Linked DNA regions of Homo sapiens: regions 2 and 3 are each linked to region 1. The links are chromatin contacts, found by Hi-C or POLR2A ChIA-PET in ENCODE. All regions are on one chromosome and are shown on one strand. The core of a region is the stretch at or near the end of the contact, and the rest is flanking DNA. Distances in the headings are between cores, read along the strand shown.

Evidence for each region. Hi-C counts contacts between places; a loop is a spot of excess contacts on that map. ChIA-PET counts read pairs that join two places held with the same protein, here RNA polymerase II (POLR2A). Pooled maps may share reads with other maps.
Region 2: a loop to region 1 is called in a pooled map, with 3 times the contacts of the local background. The contact joins the enhancer-like site here to the promoter of TMIGD1 in region 1. A Hi-C loop is called at or near these places in 2 of 50 pooled maps. POLR2A ChIA-PET finds 5 or more read pairs at or near these places in 2 of 52 experiments (GM12878 and endothelial cell of umbilical vein).
Region 3: a loop to region 1 is called in a pooled map, with 2.5 times the contacts of the local background. The contact joins the enhancer-like site here to the promoter of TMIGD1 in region 1. A Hi-C loop is called at or near these places in 2 of 168 maps with a recorded cell type or tissue (PC-9 and mammary epithelial cell), 3 of 37 single-sample maps with no recorded cell type and 8 of 50 pooled maps. POLR2A ChIA-PET finds 5 or more read pairs at or near these places in 5 of 52 experiments (AG04450, HepG2, OCI-LY7 and 2 more).

Annotation. Positions count from the first base shown.
Region 1 is chr17:30,332,461-30,335,743 of GRCh38, reverse strand. It overlaps TMIGD1 (transmembrane and immunoglobulin domain containing 1), which reads left to right and starts at 1,687. Exons shown (of 7, transcript NM_206832.3): 1 at 1,687-1,744.
Region 2 is chr17:29,848,677-29,851,959 of GRCh38, reverse strand. SSH2 (slingshot protein phosphatase 2) reads left to right here. Exons shown (of 16, transcript NM_001282129.2): 2 at 3,031-3,111. Among named protein-coding and RNA genes, the nearest start is that of SSH2, 80 kb to the left of the region's middle. Within about 2 kb of position 1,684, at least 3 of the 41 ENCODE cell types and tissues checked have a DNase peak (open chromatin) inside an H3K27ac peak, as active enhancers do.
Region 3 is chr17:30,598,936-30,602,218 of GRCh38, reverse strand. It overlaps the pseudogene SMURF2P1-LRRC37BP1 and the pseudogene SMURF2P1. Among named protein-coding and RNA genes, the nearest start is that of GOSR1, 120 kb to the right of the region's middle. RefSeq lists a silencer at 1,458-1,937. Within about 2 kb of position 1,823, at least 40 of the 41 ENCODE cell types and tissues checked have a DNase peak (open chromatin) inside an H3K27ac peak, as active enhancers do; they include OCI-LY7, PC-9, endothelial cell of umbilical vein and 1 more, where a contact is called at or near this core.

The DNA of each region.
Region 1 (3,283 bases), core at 438-2,937:
GAGATCACTTTTTTTTTTTTTTTTTTTTGAGGAAGGGTCTCACTCTCTCGCCCAGATTGGAATGCAGTGGTCCAATCTTGGCTCAACACAACCTCCACCTCCCAGCCTCAAGGGATTCTTCCACCTCAGCCTCCCAAGTAGCTGGGATTACAGGCGCCCGCCACCATGCCTGGCTAATTTTTCTATTTTTAGTAGAGACGGGGTTTCATCACATTGGCCAGGCTGGTCTCGAACTCCTGACCTCAAATGATCCACCCTCCTCGGCCTCCCAAAGTGCTGGGATTAAGGGAGTGAGCCACTCACCGTGCCCGGCCGAGATCACCTTTAAATAAACTATTGGCACTCAAAGCTCTGTCTCAGGGTCTATTTTGGAGGCACCAAGAACCAAAACATCACTCCATTGCTAAATTCATTTTAAAATGACAATCTTGGATCCCTGGAGAGGCAAACTCAAAACCTGTTTGGGTGGTGCTTGCAACCCAGCCAACAGGAGCTGCTCTTAGCTCTGATTTTTGCTTGAACAATGCTATAGTGAGGTTGTGTTGATTTAGGATGCCCTGCTCAGCCTATATTAATAATAATAGTAATAAGAGCTACTGTTTACCAAGAGCTTACTGTGCGGCAGATTCACATGCTTCATTTCATTTAATCCTCACAGTGACTCCGTAGGGAGGGTACTATTACTATTTCCATTGTATTGATGAAGATCCTGAGGCTCATGGAGGTTAAATAACTTTTCAAAGTTACATAGCTAGTAAGAGGCAGATTGCTGGTGTGCTTCAGCAGTGTGTTAAAATGTGTAGATAACTATAAATATTCTTCTGTTATATTTTTGTGTAAATGGGAACAATAGTACTTGGCAGATAAAATTTGCATCGTTAACAATACCATAAACATAGTGTAATGCAAGGATCTCCCAATCAGGTGAGAGCCTCAAGAGGATAAAACTGTTCCCTAGGCCAAGGTGGGCAGATTGCTTAAGGCCGGGAGTTAGAGACCAGCCTAGGAAACATGGCGAAATTTCATCTCTACCAAAAATATATATATTAACAAAGTTTAGCTGGGCATGGTGACTCACGCCAGTAGTCCTAGCTCCTTGGGAGGCTGGGAGCAGAGGTTCAGTCAGCCACAATTGTGCCATTGCATTCCAATCTGGGTGACAGAGTGAAACCCTGCCTCAAAAAACAAAACAAACAACAACAACAAAAAAACGGCTCCCTGCCATGCCTGGCTTGGTACAGCTTATGCACTGGGCTTGGGTTACTAGTGGTAACTAAGACTTTTCCAGCATTATTTAAGTTGTGTAGAATCTTCCAATGTTTTGACCTCTGTTAAAGTCAAACTTCTCTTTGGACTCGTCCCTTCACAATCCCCAGGCTAGATGATCAAAACGCAGCCATCTTACTTAAATATGACAATATTCAGTGAGATGCGCTACAGATTTTTGCACAAGTTCAAGCTTTCTTGGAACAACACATCCCTGTTAGTAATATCCGGCCCCACCTAGTAACCGAGGTAGACATAGAAACTTAGATCTTAAGAAGATGTCTTTCCCAATTACTATCTTCTCTAAGACTCCATAAAGAAAAACAGACTTTGAACCCAAGTTATCTTATTTATTTGACCCTGCTGTCATAAAGCGTTCAAATTCAAGTATTATAAAGGATTGTAACAGGGAAAGCATTTAGGGTTTTCAGGCAGAGGAACAGTTGGCCAAGGAAGTCAGCTTCTCAGAGCTCAAGAGGTAAGTGGTAAGACTGTCTTATATAGAAAGTAGAGAGTCATACAGATTAAAAACAAGCCAAGTGAGGGGAATACATTTTGAAAAGTTGCTGTCTCGGTGGAGTGGAGGGAAAGAGAAGACATAGATTTGTCCCCTTAATAGGGCTGGGTGAGGTCTGGCAAGAAGCCTGCACTCTCAGTTTTTATTGAGTACTTGTAGTGCAGAGCGCTTGAGAAAACTCTACTATTGACCACATTCTGCAGTAATCACTGTTACAACACTGTGATAGAAATCTTTTTGGCAAATATTTAAAATTACAAAAGAATCAATATTAGTAGTAATTGCATCTTACGAAAAGATTGATGCAGGCTTGTCTGCCAGAAAGGGTGAGCCTGGCATGAATGAAACTTACTCCTGTCAGGGCACGCCTGGGACAGGGGAGGAGTAGAGTAGGTATAGGTATATTTCAGCTCTTGTAAATTAATACTGGTGTTAAGGGGAGAGAACTCCCAGTGGCCAGGGACTGGAAAAGATTAACAGCAGCTTTTTTTTATTTTTTTATTTTTTATTTTTATTTTTTGAGACCGAGCCTCACTCTGTCGCCCAGGCTGGAGTGCAGTGGCATAATCTTGGCTCACTGCAACCTCCACCTCCCAGGTTCAAGCAATTCTCCTGCCTCAGCCTCCCGAGTAGCTGGGATTACAGGCGCTCGCCACCATGCCTGGCTAATTTTTTTTTTTTTTTTTTGCATTTTTAGTAGAGATGGGGTTTCACTATGTTGGTCAGGCTAGTCTCAAACTCCTGACCTCAGGTAATCCACCTGCCTCAGCTCCTAAAGTGCTGGGATTACAGGCATGAGCCACTGCACCCAGCCTAACAGCAGCTTCTTAAAGGAAAAGAATATTAATCTAGGCAGTAGATTGGGTAGTAGGGTGGTTGAGAGTAGGGTGGTTAAGAGCATGGTCTTGGGAGTCTGGGTTCAAATCCCGACCTTGACATTTACTGTCTGTGGGATCTCAGGCAAATTACATAGTCTCTTTAAATCTATAGAAACGACCTCAGGAGGGTTGTTAGGAGGCTTAATTGTGACTGAAATGATGTATGTAAAGTGTTTAGCACAGTCCCTGTTGCGCAGAAAGTTTTCCGTATGTGGTTCGCTATATTTATAGTAGTACTCTTGAAAGGAAGTAATGAATATATGTTTTTTTCCCAGATGGAAATGGAGAATATCTTAGGGAGAGGGAGAGTTGAAGCAAAAGCAAGAAGGGAGAAAGGACACCTTTATTATTTATTATTTTTAGTCCATTGGGTCAAGGGGAAGAGAGAGAGAGAATAGTGGGAGAAAGACAAGATTAACATGGTTTAAACTAGAGGCCATGTTTCAATTGAGGCTTTTCTACGTACACACCATTTGAATCTATGGGATTTGGAGTAGTCTCAAAAACTCTCTATTATCAGAGAACATCTTTACAAAAATGACCCAAGAAAAACTTTCAGAACAAGAATTACTTTGTTCAGTAGGGACTGTCTGAGAATGAGACAAGTTTCATTCTGCTAAAA
Region 2 (3,283 bases), core at 435-2,934, 480 kb after region 1:
ATTTATAAGAATGAAAGCTGCAACATCTTAACTAGTGTAATTTGGTTTAATTTTTACTTTTCTCTCTTCAGGTCTGTTTTGTTTTGTTTTTGGACACAGGATCTAGCTCTGTTGCCCAGGCCAGATGGCAGTGGCACAATTATGGCTCACTTGAAGCCTCGAACTCCTAAACTCAAGTTATCCTCCCACCTCGGCCTCCCAACTAGCCAGGCCTACAGAGGTGTGCCACCATACTTGGCTGATTATTATTATTTTTTTTTTGTCATGAAGATGGGGTCTTACTATGTTGCCCAGGCAGGTTTCCAACTCCTGGGCTCAAGCTCTCTCCAGTTTTTATCATTATTATTATTATTATTAATTTTTTTTGAGATGGCGTTTCGCTCTTATTGCCCAGGCTGGAGTGCTATGGCCATGATCTTGGCTCACTGTAACCTCCACCACCTGGGTTCAAGCGATTCTCCTGCCTCAGCCTCCAGGGTAGCTGGGATTACAGGTGCCCGCCACCATGCCCAGCTAATTTTTTGTATTTTTAGTAGAGACGGGATTTGACCACATTGGCCAGGCCGGTCTTGAACTCCTGACCTCAGGTGATCCACCCGCCTCCCAAAGTGTTGGGATTACAGGTGTGAGCCACCGTGCCCAGCCTCTCTCTAGTTTTTATACTGTGACAATGACAAGCCACTTTTGATGTGCTTAGTATTATCTATATTATTATCTGTTGTAGTATGAGAGCTTGGGAAGATTGAAAACAGCTCTGATCTCTACCATTTTAATTCTTTCAAATATTTATTATTAAGCCTTTAGCTTTCCTAATACGAGTTCCAGAAGTCTTCAAATATTTTATATATTTTTTAAGCTAGATGGAGAGTAAATGTTCTTATTCTCCCCCCTCCAAAATATAAGAGAACAAGAATTAAAAAGACTTTACATTTGTAGGATTTTTAGCAATAATTTTTGTTTGTTTGTTTCTTTTTTGAGATGGAGTCTCGCTCTGTAGCCCAGGCTGGAGTGCAGTGGCGCGATCTCGGCTCACTGCAACCTCCACCTCCCAGGTTCACGCCATTCTCCTGCCTCAACCTCCCGAGTAGGTGGGACTGCAGGCGCCCGCCACCACACCCGGCTAATTTTTTGCATTTTTAGTAGAGACGGGGTTTCACCATGTTAGTCAGGATGGTCTTGATCTCCTGACCTCGTGATCCACCCGCCTCGGCCTCCCAAAGTGCTGGGATTATAGGCGTGAGCCACCACGCTCGGGCAACAATGATTTTAAATATTTGGTTATTTCTGATTATTTTCTAAAAGAGGAAGAGAGAGGGACAATGCCAGATGAGACTTGGTTTTAAGACAGAAAACTAAAAGTAGACAAAGGGTCAGAGTAGAAAAAAAATGAGAAGGAAGTAAACCAGGAGCAAGGCTGTTATCAGAAAGAGTAACTCTGAGCTTTACTTTCTTTAAGTTTATTTGCACTCTAAAACTCTTATCTCTGAGGGTATACTTTAGATGAAACACAGCCCTACCTGTGAAAAATTAAAGTAGGAATCAACTAGGATAGCCATGAAGTAGTTATAAGTTTCAGCCACTGGTAGTGAGAAGTTTTAATGACGTAAGCTTATGCATCAATGATCCATGTAGGGATAACTCAGTTTCCAGCTGCTGTTAGCTAAACAGCAAACATTTGAATAGAATCTAATGAGTCAGAGTTGGAGCCTTTTCTGTTCCCTTTTTTGAGTTGTTAGTCATAGGGAAAAATACTCCTATGTTACCAGCTAATTATTTCACTCCTTTGTCTTATTTTCCTTGTCTGTCTTCTAGACAGATTTTTAGAAAGAGATTAGAGAACAGAAGAAAAGGTTTTAAATTGTTTTCTGGTGCCTGTTGGGGGACTTGGGTAGGGCATGTCTCCTGGCTCTTTTTTTTTTTTTTTTTTTTTGAGATGGAGTCTTGCACTGTCACCCAGGCTGGAGTGCAATGGCGTGATCTCAGCTCACTGAAACCTCCGCCCCCTGGGTTCATGCGATTCTCCTGCCTCAGCCTCCCTAGTAGCTGGGATTACAGGCACACACTGCCATGCCCGGCTAATATATATATATATATATATATATACTTTTTTTTTTTTTTTTGTAGTACAGACAGGGTTTTACTATGTTGGCCAGGCTGGTCTCAAACTCCTAACCTCAGGTGATCTGCCTGCCTCAGCCTCCCAAAGTGCTAGGATTAGCAGGCATGAGCCACTGTGCCTGGCCTGTCTCTTGGCTCATATGAACACTTGGCAGCAGAGAGCTAATGAGGCTAGGCTAAGAGTTAGATCCCGTAATCAGGCCCTATGCTATATTCTATAGCCTATCTCTAAACAAATACATCAAATGTGTATCTTTGGATGTGAAGATAAATGAACACAAATCTATCCCCAGTCTGAGAAGAGTTCAGAGTACATACTACAAAGGATTAGCAGCACCATCTTTTTTTTTTTTTTTTTTTTTTGAGACGGAGTCTCGCTCTGTCGCCCAGGCTGGAGTACAGTGGCGCGATCTCGGCTCACTGCAAGCTCAGCCTTCCGGGTTCACGCCATTCTCCTGCCTCAGCCTCCCGAGTAGCTGGGACTACAGGCACCGGCCACCACACCCGGCTAATTTTTTCTATTTTTAGTAGAGACCAGGTTTCACTGTGTTAGCTGGGATAGTCTCGATCTCCTGACCTTGTGATCCTCCTGCCTCCGCCTCCCAAAGTGCTGGGATTACAGGCGTGAGCCACTGTGCCCGGCTAGCAGCACCATCTTTACAGAAAAAGATGTGCTGGCTCTTTCCCCAAATCGGGAAACCATAGGAAATGCTTCAGTTGATCAAGCATTCCTCAATCAACTAACCAGTCACCTTGTTGGCAGTGTTCTCTCAAAATAGCCATCACTAATCAGAATTGCAGCTTCTCACCTGTGAGCTAACACCACTGACTCAGTGATTTCAGCTTGCTTTTCCCCTCGTGCTTATGGGCCCATTCGTTTGGATCTCTGAAATGATCTTGTTTGTATTACAGAGCTCTCATTTGGAAGACAGTGAATCAGCAGCATTACTTTGCTGTGAATGTGAAGAATCAGAAATCTTTACTGATTCCAATGTACGTAGGTATATGTTTTTATACAGACTTTGGTGATTCAAGTAAAATCTTATTGGGTAAATTTGGCTATTAAATGCAACTGATATAGTGCCTATTATTTTATCTATTTGACCCCATTCAGCCAAATGTCTGGGAAGGCAAATAGGTGGCTTAGAATGAGTGTATATATAAA
Region 3 (3,283 bases), core at 574-3,073, 270 kb before region 1:
GGTCGTATATTATTTAAATTGCAGCCAACAGACATTCGAGATAAATTCTCAAATACCAAATTCACTGCAAGTTTTCATCTAGCTGTACTGGGATGTGACACACAGGCATTCAACCACAAAATTAGCTCAAATAAATCTCAAAGTCTAGTGTGGACAAACATAATTACAGTTTATTCGTACACGTGCACGCACACACAAATCCTCTACGGAAAATTATCTTTCTCACCACTCATCGGAATATAAACGTGGACAATTTATCAGGGGTAAATGGTGAAGGTAGGATAACGTCGTGATTTCAATTCCTTTTCAAACCAAATACAAGTTTTCCTAAAATGGGGGTGACATGTCCATGTAAGAATACCAAAAATGGCACTGTAAGCAAAAATGTACCTGTAATGTTAAAGATTTCATGCGCCTGGAATCATAAACACTTTGTAAGTGTAGTCTTCTATCTAGCAACCCCTCCGGACATTATTTTCCATTTAGAAAAAGGAAGGGGGAGGGTGGGGAGAGTAAGAGAAAGTTTGCTCTAAAGTTTGTATGAGCACATAGTTAGAAAAGTACCCCCTACCCGCCTCCAAAAGTGTGTTTTTAAAGCAGGTCTGGAGTTAGAAGTGACACAAGTTCTGCGGCCTACAAGGTACAACCCCAAACATGCCACCCTACAATCAGACACTTCCAAAACACAGTGTACAATGAGCCCGAGCCGTCGGATCAGACAGGCACATGGGAAAAGTCAACCTCAGTCTCCTCTCCTCAGAGAGACCTGAGTTTAAGGTGTGCGGCCCCGGCAACGGTGGCCAGAGGCGGGGAGTAAAGGTTTTGCAAGCGGGCATAAGTGGGTGTGCAAGGTAACAACCCGGGAACACACACGTACACCCTCCCGTTAAGCGCTCCATCTTTAAGGAGTGTTTACTGCGCGCAGTCTGCAACCGGATTCAATAATCCCCTTCACGAGCCCACCTGGGCCGTAGCCCAGGGGCTGCTGCTCCCCGAGCCCCGGGAGGCAGCGTCGGGCTCCTTGACCAAGACTTTTCAGCCCGAAATCCGCTGCGATGCGAACGGGTGTATCCTCCCCTCCACAAAAGACTACCCCGCCTCCCCGAGTCATCCTCGGCTTTTTAAAGAATGTCCAAACCAGAGCGAGTGGCTTTCCAATTACTCTCCCTGAACTAGGCCTTCCTACTCCTCCGACCCCCAACTCACCATTGATCGCGATCCTGGCCCTTCCCAAGTCAACAGGTACCCCGCGCCAGCTCGCCCACCCGGCGGCTGCCCAGCCCGGCCGCCGCTCCCCATCACCTGTCGGGCGCAGTCTGACTGGCCCGTTCCTCCGGCTTCAGGGGTTGGACATGTCCCCGGCGGCGGGGTTGGCGGGGGCGGCGGGCGGGACGGGGACAGGGGCGACGTCGAAGCGCGGCGGAGTCACCACAGAGGCAGGGGCTGAGGCCCGAGCTGCCGGCGCTGCGACCGCCACGGCCGGAGGGTCCCGGATGTGGCGAGCGTCGTCGTCCTGAGCCGCTGAGCTCCCCGCTCCTCCCACTTCTCCTTCCTTGGTCCGGGCAGCACAACTAGGCGGCAGCCGGCCGCTGGCGCCCCAGCCGTCTCCTCGCGGCCTCCGCGGCCTTTCCCTCCTCTCCTCTAGGCTAGGCCCAGTAGCCGACGGGGCTGGTCGGCTGAGGCGGGCGGTGCTCGGCGGCGCCGGAGCAGGACTCTGGGCTCGGCTACTCCTCCTCCACCCGCCTTTTTGTCTGAGGGACCCGGGACCTGGGGCTGCCGCCACCACTGGTCGGCTCCGGGGGACTGGGAGGAGACGGGAGTTGGGGCCGTTGGGGCCGGGCGGGGCCAGCGGGCGCGCGCAGAGTACCCAGGGTGCCCCGGGCTGGCACCGGCCGTCAGGGAGTGGGTGAGGTGCCGCCGAGGGTCTCACGCGGAACGCGCGCAGGGAGCAAAGTGGCAGCGGGGGCGACAACTCTGGCACCTGGAGGGGCATAGTGTCCGGTCCACTTAAGGAGAGCTTTTGTCCAAGCAGGGCCGACTGCATTTATTAGACGCCCACTGCGTGCAGAGCGCTCCTAGAGGCTGGGGCGAGGAAGGTTAGAACCGAGTCCGCTGCCCGCTGGGAATCTGGCGTCTCTCGGGCGAGGGAAGAGACAGCATTCCCACGCCAATGGTTCCAGCAAAGCCCCAGGACTGCTCTGCTCCTGGTCTTGTAGTTGACACCTCCATCGGAGACTCACCTGGGGGAGGCGATCGGGTTACCTGCCGGCTCCTGCTCTTTTCAGGTGCAGCCAAGGATAGGGAGATGATAACATCTGAAAGGATTAACAAGATAAACCTTGGAGAGTAATGTATGAAGGGTTGTTCATACACTGCTGTATTTAGTTATCTCAGGAGGAGAAAGAAAATTTCTTTTTAAATGTGTACCTTATCCTTTGACCTTGTAACTTTACTGCTAGGATTTTTTTTTTTTTTTTTGACAGGGTCACCCTCTGTCGCCCAGGCTTGAGTGCAGTAGTGTGACCACGCCTCACTGCAGCCTCAACTTCCTGGGCTCTGGTGATACTCTCACATGAGCCTCTGGAGTAGCTGGGACCACAGGTGTGCACCACCACGCCCCATTAATTTTTGTATTTTTAGTAGAGACATGTTTAGTAGAGACATTTAGGTTTCCCCACGTTGCCAGGCTGGTCACGAACTCCTGACCTCAAGAGATCCGCCTGCCTCGGCCTCCCAAAGTGCTCTCAGGCTCGGCTCCCTGAGCCACCATGCCTGGCCCTATTCTTGACAAATAAATAATAGTACGGAAGATGTTCTTTGCTATATTCCATTAATAACAAAAGGAATGAGGGAACAGCATAATGGTCCATGAACCGCATGCTTTTTAATGCAGCCATTTAACTGACAAGTTTTATGAAGATCATATAATATGGAAGAATGTATATGTAATGCAAAGTTTAAAAACAGAATAGAAGTTGTATGCATATGCATGCGAAAGTATGTAGCACAATGTAAACTACTAAGAACAACAGCGTGGGAGATTTTTTATGTGATTCATTAGTTTTGCTTTAGGCTGTTATTAATGCAATTTTAAATGTTTTGGATTAATATATTTTAATCCTTATTCCATGCCAGTCATTTCTTTTAATGCATCAGTGTAGTCACCTCTCCAGATAGTTACCTCTGAGAGCATTTCATCAGTTTGGATACAGCCTTACAATTAAAGTAATCCAAAAAAGTATATGAAGTTCTAGACATCACACTAGAAATACCACAGATAGGC